Regions from separate parts of the Homo sapiens genome. Here region 2 is linked to region 1. The links are chromatin loops, found by intact Hi-C in ENCODE. Cell type or tissue: ascending aorta. All regions are shown on one strand. Links, peaks and the distances in the headings refer to the core of each region. The heading gives the core; the rest is flanking DNA.

Region 1 (8,204 bases), core at 2,085-7,084:
GTGCGCATGTGTGTATATATGTGTGTTCATGTGCATGAGAGAAAGAGACTGTGTGTGTGTGTGTGTGTGTGTGTGTGTACTTTGACTCTGATCGGATCATGCTGTCCTTTCCCAGGCACAGCGTGCATCTGCTCTGACTTGGTCTGTACTTCTTTTTGAGAGAGACATGGTGACTTGCTCTTTAAAAAAATATTTTTATAGGGTTGTGTGTTTCCTGGGGTTTTCTAATTTCAGTCAAAAGCAACAATGACTGTGGTTTCATTTTAGGTTAGCCCAGTCCTGGTAAATGATGCCGGTTGGGTGGTGCTCTCTGATGGCAGGATATTTATGAAATAACACATAGCGTCTTCTTCCCCTTTGGGGTTAAGCAAAGTACAAATCTGACCACTCAGTGAGCTCTACTTTTCATATCCCTCCCTTGCCCCTATTATTTATTTGTCTTCACTCACTCTGTGACCTCTTCAAGTCCATTTCATCCTCTGCCCACACGTATTTTTCTTTTTTCTACACCCTTTGCTTTTACCTACAGCTGGGATTGTCTTCTCCCATAACGAAGTCCCACATAGCCAAGATGAGTGAACAATTCAACACAACCTAAATGAAGAAGATGTTTGCCATCTCTGTGCCTGATTTATATAGGAATAACATGTGTTGTCTTTGGAATGCCCACTGTGGGCTTGGTGTTGCAGCATCTCAATGCCCCATCTGGCCATGCCCACAGAAATATGGGAAGTGTTTCGCTGACTCTAGAACAGCCTCGAATAAACCTTCAAATCCTCTCTTTCTTTTTCTCAACTCACTCAAGATGACAGAAGGAAGCCACTGAGCAAAGCTCTCTGAAGCAGACCACATTGTAGCAGGTTTTGGCTGTGGTATTCCTCAAACCAACTGCCAGAAGTATGAACACACACGTTGGCAAGGACATAAAGCAGCAGGACTAATTGATTCTGAAAGCTTAGCCACCGTGGTGGGGCACGAAGAGCGCAGAGCTGGGTCTGGTCCCACGCCACTGTTCATTCACTGGGTGCCCTCATCGAGCCACCCACAACTCAACTGTCCAGCTTCTTACCTGTGTCCTGGGACAGCTGTGTTTTCACTGGATGACCAGGTGGGTCCTAGCTCATGCATGAAGTGCCAAGTCAGTGGCGGAGCCCTGGGCACATGGGAGGTGAGAGATGGCTTTCGCATTTCAGTGATGAGAGGGCTGGCTCGAAGCCAGAAGAGCTGGGTCACCCTCACTACTTTCCCCTGAATGTCACACTCATCACTGGGAAAATGGGGATATGAGAGGAAACCTCCCAGCTGCCCTTCCATGCTTGGACCATCCAGAGGATGTTCAGACAGCCACTCTGCCAGCATCCTCTACATGCTCTTCTTCCTTGTCCTGCTTCAAGGGTAGGCAGCCCATCCTTTCTAGGGACCGTGCTCTGGAGGGTGGGATCCTGGGAACCCAGCTCTATGAGGCTTGGATCCTGGCTTTTGGAGACCAGAGAGTTTCTTCGGGCCTCACTGAGCCCCCAGCCATCCCTGGGAGTCCTCCTCCTCCTGAAGCAGATGCTGAGGGGCCTTACGCTGGGCATGGGCAGCAGGTGCCTGGAGCCTCCCAGCCTTCACCCTGCATCCTGTCAGGGTGGCCAGGGCTCAGCAGCCACCACAAGGTGGAGTTAACGACTCAGTGTCCCTCAGGGGAGCAGGATCACTTCCCAGCTCCACTCCAGAGCTGGCTTTTGGATCCTGGCTTTTGGAGACCAGATCAATCTCCCTGTTGAGTGTGGTTGCCTCCCTCAGACCGCTCCAGGTAACAGGGTGGCAGGGAACCTTCTCACTACCTGGACCCGAGGTGCAATGTCGTCTTATCCTGTATTACCTGTAATGCTATCTTAATCCAGCAATCCTGGCTCTATGTACACATCCAAAGGAAATGAAATCAGTGTCTCATAGAGACATCTGTACCCTCATGATCATTGCTGCAATTTGCAGCTATTACTCACAATAATCAAGACATGGGATCAACCTAAAGCATCCATCAACAGATAAATATGTGAAGAATATGTGGTGTACACACACACACACACACAATGGAATACTATTCAGCTTTTAACAAGGAGATCCTGCCGTTTGTGACAACATGGATGAGCCTGGAGGACATTATGCCCAGTGAAATAAGCCACATACAGAAAGAAAAATACTGCATGATCTCACCTACATGTAGAATCCAAAAAAGTTTAACTCATAGGAGTAGAGAGTGGAATGGTTGTTATCAGGGGCTGAGGGAGGGGATTTGGGGACATGTTGGCCTCAGAGTACAAAATTTCAGTTAAGCAACATGAATAAGTTTTAAAGATCTTATTACAGCATGGAGAATATAGTTAAAGATACTGTACTGTGTACTTAAAATTTGCTAAAGATAGATCTTGTGTTATCACCAAAAAAAGGTAAGGTGTAATAAAAAAAAGTAAGGTGATTGATATGTTAATTAGCTTGATTTTAGTAATCATGTCACGATATATATGTGTCTCATCATGTTGTGCACTTTAAATATATACAACTTTTGTCATTTCTATCTTAATAGAGCTGTAAAAAATAAAAATATGAAGCAAGGGACAGTGTTCACCAGCTCATAATGGATAGAAAGTATACCTTATATTTATTTTTATGCTAGAGGTTTATTCAGTTATTCACTCATGCCTTTACTGAAAACTACCCTCTTCTAGGCATAGTGCTGGGAACTGAGCACACACCGATGAATATGTCACAGCCCCTGTCCTTGGAGACCTTCACCTCATGGTCTAGCAACAGGTGAACAAAAAAAAAAGCAATATGGGCATTCAGTAAATCCCTGACTGGTATGCAAACATGAGGCCAGTGCCCCCACTGGATACCCCTCCCTAGTAATGTAGAATAGTGACCTTTTCACCACACCCTGGCTAAAGCTTCTAGAAACACACACACACACACACACACACACATTTAGAGGTACAGACTGTGACTATGGAACAATTCAGTGTAACGGCCACATGAGGAACCGATGTTTGACCTTAATCCCTTGAGGCCAGGTCTCTGATAATCCATGAAACAAGCCTCCAAAGTCTTAAAATTTGTAAGTAGGAAGGGCTGAATGCTGGTTGTGACTGAAAAACACACTCTGAGTTCTCTGTTTTCATTGGGAAACACTGTGCCTGTATAGCTTTAAGCAGAACTTGTGTTCCTAAATTCTTAGGGATAAATCCACCACCATCTCGGGCTTCCTCCTGGCACTGCCTTCTTTAAGCCAGGTCAAAACCCACCTCTTCCAACAAGACTTCCTGATTAATCCTACCTTACACAACTCATTTCAGGGCCTCTTGGCACCCATGCAGTGACCAAGGCCAACCAACCATGAAAATAATCACTGTCTTCCCTAAACCCTTAAACCAATGGTTTATCTAACTAATATGTGCTCTCTTTTGGGATCATGCACAGTTTTGTTTGTTTTTTAGCCTGGTAGAAGTTACCTACATATGCTCTGTAGGCTGGTAAAATAATTTGAACAAAACTATTTCTAATAAAGCTCACCACCCAAAACTGTATTTGTAGAGGACTTTTTGTTTACAAAAATCTTATACCTACATTTTCTCAATAAATATTGCACTAACACTGTGATCTATAAATACGGCAACTTCCGTCTTACAGATGAGGAGAAAGATTACAGAGATTCCAACCCCGATGTTCTGGGGTATTCCCTTATTTTTACTTCTTCGTAACTTTCACAGATAATATATACAAGAATCACTGTATTTGCAATAATGTAGATGCTCCCTTCAAATGATTCTATGTGTTCCATTAATATACCTATCTAGCACTTAGCACTTACAGGTGAGACTAGTAGAGATTCTGTAAGTGAACGTGGAAGCCTGTCCCTATATCCTCACCCATACTTAGCCTATGGAGCTCCATGATGTCTGAGACCAGGTCTTCCCCATCCTTTGTAACTCTCAGAATCTTAGGCACACAATGAGTTCACTCTGTATTTGTTGGAGACGTTTATGAATGTTTTCTGTTTTTTGTTTTTTTTGAGACAGAGTCTCCCACTGTCACCCAGGCTGGAGTGCAGTGGCGCGATCTTGGCTCACCGCAAGCTCCGCCGGGTTCATGCCATTCTCCTGCCTTAGCCTGCCAAGTAGCTGGGACTACAGGCGCCCACCACCACGCCTGGCTAATTTTTTGTATTTTTTTTGGTAGAGATGGGGTTTCATCGTGTTAGCCAGGATGGTCTCGATCTCCTGACCTCGTGATCCGCCCACCTCGGCCTCCCAAAGTGCTGGGTTTACAGGCGTGAGCCACTGCACCCGGCCATGAATGTTTTTTATAAAGACGGAAATTTGGCCAGGTGCGGTGGCTCATGCCTGTAATCCCAGCACTTTGAGAGGCCAAGGTGGGCAGATCACAAGGTAAGGAGTTCAAGACCAGCTTGGCCAACATGGTGAAACCCCGTCTCTATTAAAAATTCAGAAAATTAGCTTGGCGTGGTGGCGGAAGCCTGTAATCCCAGCTACTCAGGAGGCTGAGGCAGGAAAATCGCTTGAACCCTGGAGGAGGAGGTTGCAGTGAGCTGAGATCGCACCATTGCACTCCAGCCTGGGCAACAAGAGTGAAACTCCGTCTCAAAAACATTAAAAGAAAAAGACAGAGATTCAGTCCCCCATCTTCTGCATAAATGATCCTCAGCCATCTGGGGGACTTAGCTGCAGTGGAGCCTGAGGGAGTCGAGCTGCATTTTTCATCCCAGGATGTTACTCTCATACGATTTTCAAGCCACAACAGAAGCAAAGATGAGGTGAGCAGGGACAGAGTTATTTCCGACTGGTTGCAGATGGGGAGAAAGGTCTATGGTATCTGTTGCTGATCTCTGGGCTCACATCAGACACTTTGCAAATCTGGCTCTCTCCAGGGGATTTGGGTAACAGCCCTGCCTTTCAGAGCAAATAACAGTATACACTCGCAGAGCTCGTTATAGCAGTTTTGGTGGGTTTAGGGACGCAAGTTCCCAGCCGGGACTATTCCTGTGGAGTTCCCTGAGTTACACCCTCCAGGCCACGCCCCCTGGCCAAACGTGAGTCTAGAGCAGAGAGTTTCCATGTAGAGGCTTCATCTGTTTGTATTGGCTCATTACAGACACTCCTTGAGATTTGACCAATGCAACATGTGGCCCCATGCTAGCGTGCTATGTGCTGAGACAACAGCTTAGAGCAACAGCTGGGGAACCTTCCCTTCTGCCTCTGTTCTGAAATAAAGCACGTCCATTTAAGACAAAGGGGGCTATGCTGAAATGACTTATGGGGAAAATTACAGGTCACAAAATGTAATGTGACTATAACATATTGGAATGTTGATGACTGCTCGCCATAAAGTGGTCACCAATGTTTCTTTCACCCCCCAACATTTAACATGACAACAGCTACATGTCACATTCTCTATTTCATTCCCTGAAAATGAAAGAATTAGGTTTGGTATGATTAAATTTCCACTCAATTCTAAAGAATTCTAAGATTTTATAGCAAAATATATCATATGATGAGGATATTATATTTTGGAAGTTTGGGTTTAGTGGTCTCTCCCCTTCCATCATTTCATAAGACTTCCTTGTATTTTTAAATGGAATCTTGAAACAAGATAACATACATTGTGGAGTGATCTATTGGTGAAAGAAAAAGCCGTATAAAATCAACTGAAAACTACAGGAAACTATTAAGGTGATGTGACAAAAAAATGTGTGGGCCTTAATATTTTTGCCCTCAACCAGCAAAGACGAATATAAATCATGAAAAAAACAAGTAACTTGAGAAAATCTTATTTTAAAATGCATAGGATACACACACATACACACACGACGTATGTTTACTGAGTTGCATAAATTGAAATATTAAAATAATTTAAATTGAAATAAAGTCAAAATGTTTCTGCATAGGAAGATTGGGAAGATTAAAATACTATGAAAATAGCAATACTCCCTAAATAATTGAGGTGTACCATTTAATCCCAAAGAAAATGTTTTTTTAAGTTAAAAAAGTTAACATAAAGTTTATGAAGAAAATAGAATAAATAAGAATAGTTGGCGAATAGGTATTATATTAATTTTTTCTACAGGAGATTTTTTCTATCAAATTTGGAAAGATATTTTAAAGTTTAAATAATTTCAATTAGCATTCTAGGGAAGTAAGATGAGCCAGAAAAATAAACAGAACAGAGCTGAGAACCCATCAACAAATCATAGTATACACCAAAAGGACATGTTTTATAAAAGTGGCTTCACAAATCAATGGGGATTTTTTTAAGTAATGGTCTGAGAGAGTTGTCTTTCCTTTTGGAAGAAATATTATTTTTTATCTCATGCCCTTAATAAATTCCATATGAATTAAATAATGATACATAGAAAATAATTCCATACAATGTTTTTGAAAACTTTATCTCATCTCAGTAAGGAGGATGCCGAAGTATAAAAGCAATGGAAGAAATAAAACAAAAATATCTGTCTATTTAAATATTGAGCATCTTTGTAGGTCAAAACTCCTTAGAATCAAAAAGCCAAAAATAAGCTAGGAAAAAAATCATTGGCACAAATTTTCAGCTTTCTAAAAGTACCAGCTTTGCCTTGTTCTCCATTCTGGCAAAGAACAGGCTGTTTCTGTGTTGATGCAGGTTTTCCTATTTCTGTTCCTCTTTCATGACCTCTTGTGCCCATGGGCTAGTGACATAGGAAGAGACCTGGTATGGAAATTCTACCAGTTACTTACAGCATTGTTGAATATCTATTTAAAATGTCTAAATATTTCCGTGCCTCAGGACCTCATCGTGCTAAGTATTTTTTTTTAGAAGTTTTATTACTTTATGTCAGGCCTCTGAGCCCAAGCTAAGCCATCATATCCCCTGTGACCTGCATGTACACATCCAGATGACCGGTTCCCGCCTTAACTGGTGACATTCCACCACAAAAGAAGTGAAAATGGCCTGTTCCTGCCTTAACGGATGACATTGTCTTGTGAAATTCCTTCTCCTGGCTCATCCTGGCTCAAAAGCTCCCCCACTGAGTACCTTGTGACCCCCACTCCTGCCCGCCAGAGGACAACCCCCCTTTTTCCTTTACCTACGCAAATCCTATAAAATGGCCCCACCCCTATTTCTCTTTGCTGACTCTCTTTTCGGACGCAGGCCGCCTGCACCCAGGTGAAATAAACAGCCATGTTGCTCACACAAAGCCTGTTTGGTGGTCTCTTCACATGGACGCACATGAAATTTGGTGCCGTGACTTGGATCGGGGGACCTCCCTTAGGAGATCAATCCCCTGTCCTCCTGCTCTTTGCTCCATGAGAAAGATCCACCTGTGACCTCAGGTCCTCAGACCGACCAGCCCAAGAAACATCTCACCAATTTCAAATCCAGTAAGCGGCCTCTTTTTACTCTCTTCTCCAACCTCCCTCACTATCCCTCAACCTCTTTCTCCTTTCAATCTTGGCACCACACTTCAATCTCTCCCTTCTTTTAATTTCAATTCCTTTCATTTTCTGGTAGAGACAAAGGAGACATGTTTTATCCGTGGACCCAAAACTCCGGCGCCGGTCATGGACTAGGGAAGGAAGCCTTCCCTTGGTATTTAATCATTGCAGGGACACCTCTCTGATTATTCACCCAGGTTTCAGAGGTGTCAGACCACGCAAGGACGCCTGCCTTGGTCCTTCACCCTTAGCGGCAAGTCCCGCTTTTCTGGGGGAGGGGCAAGTACCCCAACCCCTTCTCTCTGTGTCTCTACCCCTTCTTCGCCTTTCTGGGGGGCAAGAAACCCCCAACCCCTTCTCCTTCACCCTTAGCGGCAAGTCCCGCTTTTCTAGGGGAGGGGCAAGTACCCCAACCCCTTATATCTCTGTGCCCGGATCCCTTATTTCCGTGCCCCAACCTCTTTTATCTCTGCGCCCCGATCCCTTATTTCCATGCCCCAACCTCTTATATCTCTGTACCCCAATCCCTTATTTCCATGCCCTGACCTCGTATCTCTGTGCCCCAAACCCTTTCCCACTTTTCTGGAGGGTAAGAACCCCCAAACCCCTTCCCTCCATGTCTCTACTTTCTCTTTTCTCTGGGCTTGCCTCCTTCACTATGGGCAACCTTCCACCTTCCATTCCTCCTTCTTCTCCCTTAGCCTGTGTTCTTAAGAACTTAAAACCTCTTCA
Region 2 (8,204 bases), core at 1,456-6,455, 73 kb after region 1:
GGAGCCCAGGCCCTCAGAGCTTGGGATCTGTGCCCTGCAGCTTCTAATTCAGCCATTTTCTGAGGGTGTAAAAATAGAGACTGGCATGCAGTGTTTTGAGACCTCAAAACTAGTAAAGAACCCACATCCTATTTTCTGTATTCTATTATTGTGAAACACATATAAATACAACTTTAAAAGATCAAAACTTTTATCAGAATCTAAAGAAACAAAAACATGTAAGTGTTTATTATTAAAGATTATAGCTAGAGACAAAGAAAAAAAGGAATAACGGGAATTTAATGAACACCTGAATTTTAACTAAAATCCTGGCTATACTTTTTAGTGCTCTTACATAGTAATAGATACATAATTCATTACTTTTATTTGCTAGAAATGATCCAAGTTTCTGACTTATTTTCCTTACTAAGTGATTTAAACTGGAAGGGTTACAGTCCTCCTTTTCATACAGTTAATTTTTTGCAGAGTTATTTTCTAACTCCAAAGTATCTTAATATGGTGGCAATGTCCTCTACCCTAGAATAACCTTGACTCAAAATGTTAAGTATTTCATTTCCCTATTAGGAATAGTAATTCAATGGAGTTTGGAACTGGTATAATATTTATAATGGAAAATACAGCAGTCAGAGATGGCAAAGGAATCTGTAAATAAGTATAGAAAAATGCTAAAAAAAAGTTTTAAACAAAAATAAGGGAAACTCTAATTATAGACCTTGAGTTTTTCAGTTCTTAATGTGATATTCATCTGTTTGGCTTTCAGGCGTGCTTGGCTTGGTTGCTGGAGGTCTGGTGCTGTTGCTTCCAGAAACTAAAGGGAAAGCTTTGCCTGAGACCATCGAGGAAGCCGAAAATATGCAAAGGTAGGCAGTTGAAAGTTCTAAATGAATTGTTCTATAAAGGTTTTAAGACAACCCTATAGCCATTTGGAAAGAATTAAATTGACTTTATACTTCACACCATACACTGAGATAAATTCAAACTAAATCAAAGACTTGAAAGCATCAAAAAAATTAGTAAAATTACAAAGACATTATACGAGAATTTCTTTAAACTTTCACGTGGAGAAGGTCTTTCTAAATATGACCCAAAAAATCCAGAATCCATAGAAGAAAGGTCAATATGTTTGCTTTCATAAAAATAAAATATTCTGCGTTAAACAACTACTATAAGCTAAAAATAAAATTATAAACTTGAAGAAAATATTTACTACTCTACATTGGGCTAATTTTCCTAACAATTCCATAAAAGCGACCACCTAATAGAAAAAAAAAAATAACAGATTTGAGCAAATAATTCAATGAAAAGGAAATAAAAACAGCTCTTAAATATATGAAAATATGCTCAACTTCCTTCATAGTAAGAGAAGTTCAAATTAACACTGCACTAATAACTACTTGGATTGTCAAAACTAAAATTACTTGGTAACACACTATGTTGGGGAAGAATGGGGAGAAATGTAGTCTCCCGTGTTGCTGGTAGGAATTAGATGCCTCTATAATGGACAATGCAATAGTAGTATAAAAATTACAAACATGGGCTGGGTGCAGTGGCTCATGCTTCTAATCCCAGCACTTTGGGATGCTGAGGCGGGTGGATCACAAGGTCAGGAGATCGAGATCAGCCTGGGTAACATGGTGAAACCCCGTCTCTACTAAAAAAGTACAAAAAAATTATCTGGGTGTGGTGGTATGCGCCTGTAATCCCAGCCACTGGGGAGGCTGAGGCAGGAGAATTGCTTGAAACTGGGAGGCAGAGGTTGCAGTGAGCTGAGATCGTGCCACTGCACTCCAGCCTGGGCGACAAAGCAATACTCTTGTCTCAAAAAAATAAAAATAAATTAAATAAAAATTATAAACATGTATATCCTTTAACCTAGTAACTCTACACCTCTAGAAGTTTACGTGTACAAAGTGATATATGTACAGGACTAGTCATTAAGGCAATTTTTTATAACAAGTGTTGGAAACAACCTAAATGACCATGAATTAGAACACCAGTTAAATAAATGATATGCCATTCTGTAAAATTATACAGCCATTAAAAAGAATGAGGCCATTTCACATACGCTGACAAGGAAAGTTCTCCAAGATATATTGCTAATGGGGGAAAAAGCAAAACATAGAAATGTATATATTCTATCATTTGTGTAAAAATAGTGAAAGACATATATATAAATACTTGTAGCTCTGGAAAAATATACAAGAACCGTAACACTGGTTGTCTATGGAATTGAGTGACTGTGAGATACAGGTAGAAGGGAGACTTCAATGCTTACCTTTTTGTAATTTTGAATTTTGGACCATATGAACCCATTCAAACAGTACATTAAAAAATTCTAGATAAAGACAAACCTATCTGACACTCTCCCCACAAGTTTGTTTATACAGTATGTTTAGATATTTTTATTTATTTTCTTCTTACTCCACTTTTGGCCTGCTGATACCACAAACAACTGATTTTTATTCATTTTACCAAACCTTCATGTTTAACATTTTCAGTACTTGGGCAAAATGCTGGTAAATCACAGTGGTCTGAGGCTTTTCCTAGAACTTGAGTCTTAGAGTTGGAAGAGGCCTTTGAATCCGAGCGGAGGTCACACACTCGCAGCCTGCAGGCCACCAAGTTCTCCAGTGCTTTCTTTGGCCTACAAAGTATTTTTTTAAAGTGGGAAATTCCACATAAACTGGATTTCCAGGATCTGTTTTTAAAAAGCAGAAGATTTGGTAACACTGAGAAGATATTTCCTCTTGTTGGCAATTTGTAGGAGCTGAATGATCGCTTGGCTTTCTCAAGGGCATGCCCTCTGCAGGAGGCCACAGTCCCCACTGTTTCCTATTGTCTTTGGTACATTGTATGATCTGCTTGGTGCATGCAGACATTTGAGTTGGAGACCTTTCATCTAAACCAACCACCTCCCACCCCGTACCCCTCTCCCCATGCAGCTTCCCACACACATGGGCACCTCCCGTCAAAGACAGTCTAAATCCTGTTTACTGCTGTATCACTGGAACTCAGCACAGTGCGTGGCATACACAGAGCAGGAGCTTACCAATTATTTGTGGAATAAATGCTGAAGTTCCTTCTACAGCATGCCTAATTGAAGTTTCTTTCTCTAGCCAGCGCCAGTGCCAGGCAGGCAGTAATATGTGTGGTGAAGAGCAAGTCCTGTAGAGCCTGAGCCCTGCCGTCACATTTCCCATGTGTGTGGCTTTATTGCCTTAATGCCTCAAAGCCTCAGTTTCCTCATCTGTAAATGGGGACAACAGTACCTACTCACTGGATTAAAGAAGAAAATATGCCTGACACTAATTAAGTGTCGATTGGTTCCTGATTAAATTGTTATGGTTCCTAAGGGCACTAAACCTGTCCTAGTTACAAATATAACCTGTGAACTTATACCTAATACCTTATCTCACTTCTTAAGCCTGTTTTCCTTTCTGTAAAATGAGGATAACAATAGCTAACATTTACTAAGAGCTCTACCCAGTGCTTTCCATGCCCTTCCCATGCACCTTCTTTTATTGCACTTCATTTTATTGTGCTTTGCAGATATTGTGTTTTTTAACAGATTGAAGGTATACAGCAACCCTACATTAAGCAAGTTTATTTGCAGCATTTTTCCAACAGCAGGTGCTCACTTCATGTCACTGTGGCATGTTTTGGTAATTCTCACAATATTTTAAACTTTTCCATTATTATCATATCTGTGATGGTGATCTGCAATCAGTGATCTTTGATACTGCTATTGTAATTGTTTTAGGGCACCACAAACCATGGCTGTGTAAAACAGCAAACTTAATTGATAAATGCGTGTGATCTAACTGTTCCACACACTGAGCATTCCCCCATCTCTCTCCCTCTCCTTGGGCCTTCCTATGGCCCAAGACACAACCATATTGAAATTAGGTCAATTAATAGCTCTACAATGCCCTCTAGGTGTTAAATGAAAGGAAGCGTTGCAAGTCTCAACTGTAAAGCAAAAGGCAGAAATGATTAAGCTCAATGAGGAAGTCATGTTGAAAGCCAGCATAAGCTGAAAGTGAGGACTCTTGTACCAGGTAGCCAAGTCGAGAATGCACAGGAAAAGTTCTTGAAGGAAGTATAAAAATGCTACAAATGAGAAATGAAACAGCCTTATTGCTGATATGGAGAAAGCTTGAGTGGTCTGGATAGAAGATCAAACCGGTCACAACATTCCCTTAAGCCAAAGCCTAACCCAGAACAAAGCCCTAACTCTTTTCCATTATATGAAGGCTGAGACAGGTGAAGAAGTAGCAGAAGAAAAATTCGAAGTTAGTAAGTTTGGTTCATAAGGCTTAAGGAAAGAAGCCATCTCCATAACTTGAAAGTGCAAAATGAAGCAGCAAGTGCTGATGTAGAAGCTGCAGCAAGTTATCCAGATCTAACAAAGATCACTGATAAAGGTGATCACACTAAACAACAGATTTTCAATATAGACACAACAGCCTTCTATTGGAAGAAGATGCCATTTAGGACTTTCATGAAGAGCGAGGAAAAAATCAATGTCTGGTTTCAAAGCTCGAAGGACAGGTTGACTCTCTTGTGAAGGGTGAATGCAGCTGGTGACTAGAAGGTGAAGCCAGTGTTCATTTACCATGAAAACCCTAGGGTCCCTAAGAATTATGCTAAATCTACTCTGCTTGTGCTCATGGAATAGCAAAGCCTGTGTACAGATAACAGTACATCTGTTTACAGCATGGTTTATTGACTATTTTAAGCCCGCCGTTTAGACCTACTGCTTAGAAAAGAAGATTGCTTTCAAAAGATTACTGCTCATTGACAATACATACACCTGGTCACCCAAGAGCTCTGATGGAGATGTACCTAAAGATTAATGTTGTTTTAATGCCTGCTAACACAACATCCATTCTGCAGCCCATGGATCAAGGAGTAGTTTTGACATTCAAGTATTATTATTTAAGAAATATACTTTATAAGGCTATAGCTACCGTAGATGGTAATTCCTCTGATTGTTCTAGGCAAAGTACATTGAAAAACCTTCTGGAAATCTTTCACCATTGTAGATGCCACTAAGAACATTTGTGGATCATTAGAGGAGGTCAAAATATGAACGTTAATGGGAGTTTTGAAGAAGTTGATTACAGCCCTCATGGATAACTTTGAAGAGCTCAAGACTTCAGCATAAAAAGTGTCTGCAGATACAATAGAAATAGCAAAAGAACTAGAATTAGAAGTAGAGCCCGAAGATGTGACTGAATTGCTTCAACCTCGTGATAAAACTTGAACAGATGAGGAGTTGCTTCTTACAGATGAGCTTAGAAAGTGGTTTCTTGAGATGGAATCTACTCCTGGTGGAGATCCTGTGAACATTGTTGAAATGACAACAAAGGATTTAGAATATTACATAAACTTAGTTAACAAAACAGCATCAGGGTTTGAGAGGATTGACTCCAATTTTTAAAGAAGCTCTACTGTGGGTAAAATGCTATGAAATAGCATTGCATGCTATAGAGAAATCTTTCATGAAGAGAAGAGTCAATCAACATTGAAAACTTCATATTCTTGTTTTAAGAAGTTTCAACAGCCACTTCAACCTTCAGCAACCACTGTCTTGCTCAGTCAGCAGCCATCAACATAGAGGCAAGAGCCTCCACCAGCAAGATTACCACAAATTGAAGGTTCAGATGATTGTTAGCATTTTTAAAAAATAAAGTATTTTTAAATTACATTGTTCTCTCAGACATAATATTGCACATTTAATAGACTACAGTATAGTGTAACCGTAACTTTTATATGAACTGGGAAACCAACAAAAATGTATGATTCACTTTATGGTAAAACTTACTTTATTGTGGTAGTCTGGAAGTGAATCCCCAATATCTCTGAGGTATGCCTGTATTACCTCATTGAATCCTTGCAGCAACCCTATGAAATAGGCGTTATTATTATTAACCCCACTGACAACTGGAAAAAAAAAAAAAACAGGCCAGAGAAAGTAAAGGACTTGCTCAAAACCACACAGCCAATCAGTGACAAAGCCAAAGTTTCAATCCTGGCAGCTAGATTTTGTGGCCCATGAATTTGTCTCACCATCAGAGGGTTGGGCTCATGAATGGGACAGTGCGACGAAGCACCCGTCGCAGTGCTTGGTATTTAGTTAGTAGTCACTCACCGGTGGCTGATGTTGTTGCTGCTGCTGCTGTTGTTGCTGCTGCTATTGTCATTTTTCTTGTTGCTGTTGTTGCTGCTATTGCTGTTGTTATTGTTACTGCTGCTATTGTTTTTGCTGTTGCTATTACTGTTGTTATTGCTATTGTACTTATTTCTACTGTTGTTACTGTTGTTGCTGCTGCTGTTATAATTATTGCTGCTGTTCCTACTGCTGCTACTGTTGTTGCTGCTGTTGTTGCTGATGTTGCTGCTGCTGTTGTTACTGCTGGTGTTCGTACTGCTGTTGTTGCTGCTGCTGTTATTGCTTCTGTTGCTGTTATTGTTGCTGATGCTGCTACTGTTGCTATTGCTGTTGCTGCTACTATTACTGTTGCTATTGCTGCTGCTACTGCTGCTGGTGTTGCTGCTACTGTTGTTGCTACTATGGTAATGATTGCTGCTGCTGCTGCTGCTGCTGTTGCTGCTATTACTACTGCTACTTCTGTTGCTGCTGCTGCTGTTATTGCTGCGACTTCTGTTGTTGCTACTGCTGATTTTGCTATTTCTGTGGCTATTGTTGCTGCTGTTGTTGCTCTTAATTGTGATGGTGTTGATTCTGTTGCTATTGTTGCTGCTATTGCTAAAATTGTTGCTGCTGTTGTTGCTATTGTTGGTTTTGTTGTTACTGTTTCTGTTGCTTTTGTTATTGTTGCTGCTGCTGTTGCTGTTGCTGCTGCTGCTGATGCTGTTACTGTTACTATTGCTATTACTGATACTATTGTTGCTGCTGCTGTTGCTCGTGTTGCTACTGTTGCTATTGCTGTTACTACTGAGGATCCTATTGTTGCTATTGCTGTTGCTGCTGATGGTATTACTGTTGCCATATCTGTTGCTGCTACTGTTACTGTTGCTGTTGCTATTACTATTGTTGCTGCTGTTGCTTTTGTTGTTGTTACTGCTGCTGTTGTCACTGATGCTTCTACTGTTGCTATTGCAGTTGCTGCTGTAATTACTGTTGTTGCTGCTGTTGCTACTATTGCTGCTACTGTTGCTGCTGTTCTTGCTTTTGTTGTTCCTGCTGCTGCTTCTATTGCTGCTATTTCTACTGTTGTTGTTTCTGCTGCTGTAGTTGTTGTTATTGTTGTTGGCAGAGAGACCAGAGGAGCTCAACTGACTTGATTTTACCTCCCCATCTGGAGCTTTAGAGAATTCCAAAACCATAGGGTGATTTGGGTAAGCTTCTGCCATCCCTCGTCTCAGATTGGATTGGTCCAGAAAACGAGACAATACTAACCAACTCCAGGTGGGGGAAATTCTGTGAGATGCTGGGTGGCTGGGAGCAGCCCACAGCTGATTCAATATTGCTATAAACAGGAACAGGTCCAAAGGGCATGGCTGGGAACAACAAAATGAAGAAAGCAGCATTTCTACGATGAATATCAGCAATGTCCTGGCATTCACGAAGACAAGATGATTGAGAAAACTTGCAATTTGAACAAATGTTTTAATTGCAGTCTTCATTTATCAAGCTGTTGAAAAGTAAATACACTTTGAAAAAATAATTTTTCAAATTCTATTTGCATAACTAATGATAACAAGATTTTGCAATCTTCATCTTTAACTGATATAAGATTAAGTTTAGACTTTACCCACATTCTCTATTACAGAGAAAGGTGAACACCCTAAAAAAGGAACTTATTTAGGCCAGTACCAATTCAACAAGATAATTTTAGGAATAACTCTGTCGACATGAGTTATCAACAAGTTCTGTCCATTTTCTTTGTGAGAACCACCACTCAGAACACATTGCAAGACTAATCCTGAACAAAGTTTATAATCATTTGTTGTTCCTCTCATTTATTACCCACTTTATTTTGGTTTTCAGCCTCCTCATAATTTCTTTCTCCCCTCTCCATTTTTATTTCTTATTGCAGACCAAGAAAAAATAAAGAAAAGATGATTTACCTCCAAGTTCAGAAACTAGACATTCCATTGAACTAAGAAGAGAGACCGTTGCTGCTGTCATGACCTAGCTTTGATGGCAGCAAGACCAAAAGTAGAAATCCCTGCAC

Evidence for each region. Peaks named below come from ENCODE experiments on the same cell type or tissue, not always from the same donor. Only the 100,000 strongest peaks of a DNase experiment are listed, where the experiment ranks them.
Region 2: a loop joins it to region 1, with 2.1 times the contacts of the local background. A loop is called at or near these places in 6 of 110 quality-filtered maps.

The regions. Positions count from the first base shown.
Region 1 is chr6:160,290,979-160,299,182 of GRCh38, reverse strand. No RefSeq gene overlaps it. Among named protein-coding and RNA genes, the nearest start is that of SLC22A2, 36 kb to the right of the region's middle. RefSeq lists an enhancer at 360-860. In ascending aorta, for the core only: no CTCF peak of the experiment used is centred there; a DNase peak (open chromatin) is centred at 5,092; H3K27ac peaks cover 784 bases.
Region 2 is chr6:160,217,361-160,225,564 of GRCh38, reverse strand. SLC22A2 (solute carrier family 22 member 2) reads left to right here. Exons shown (of 11, transcript NM_003058.4): 10 at 761-860; 11 at 8,067-8,204. The coding sequence ends at 8,133. Among named protein-coding and RNA genes, the nearest start is that of SLC22A2, 37 kb to the left of the region's middle. In ascending aorta, for the core only: a CTCF peak has its summit at 3,957; no DNase peak of the experiment used is centred there; H3K27ac peaks cover 1,960 bases.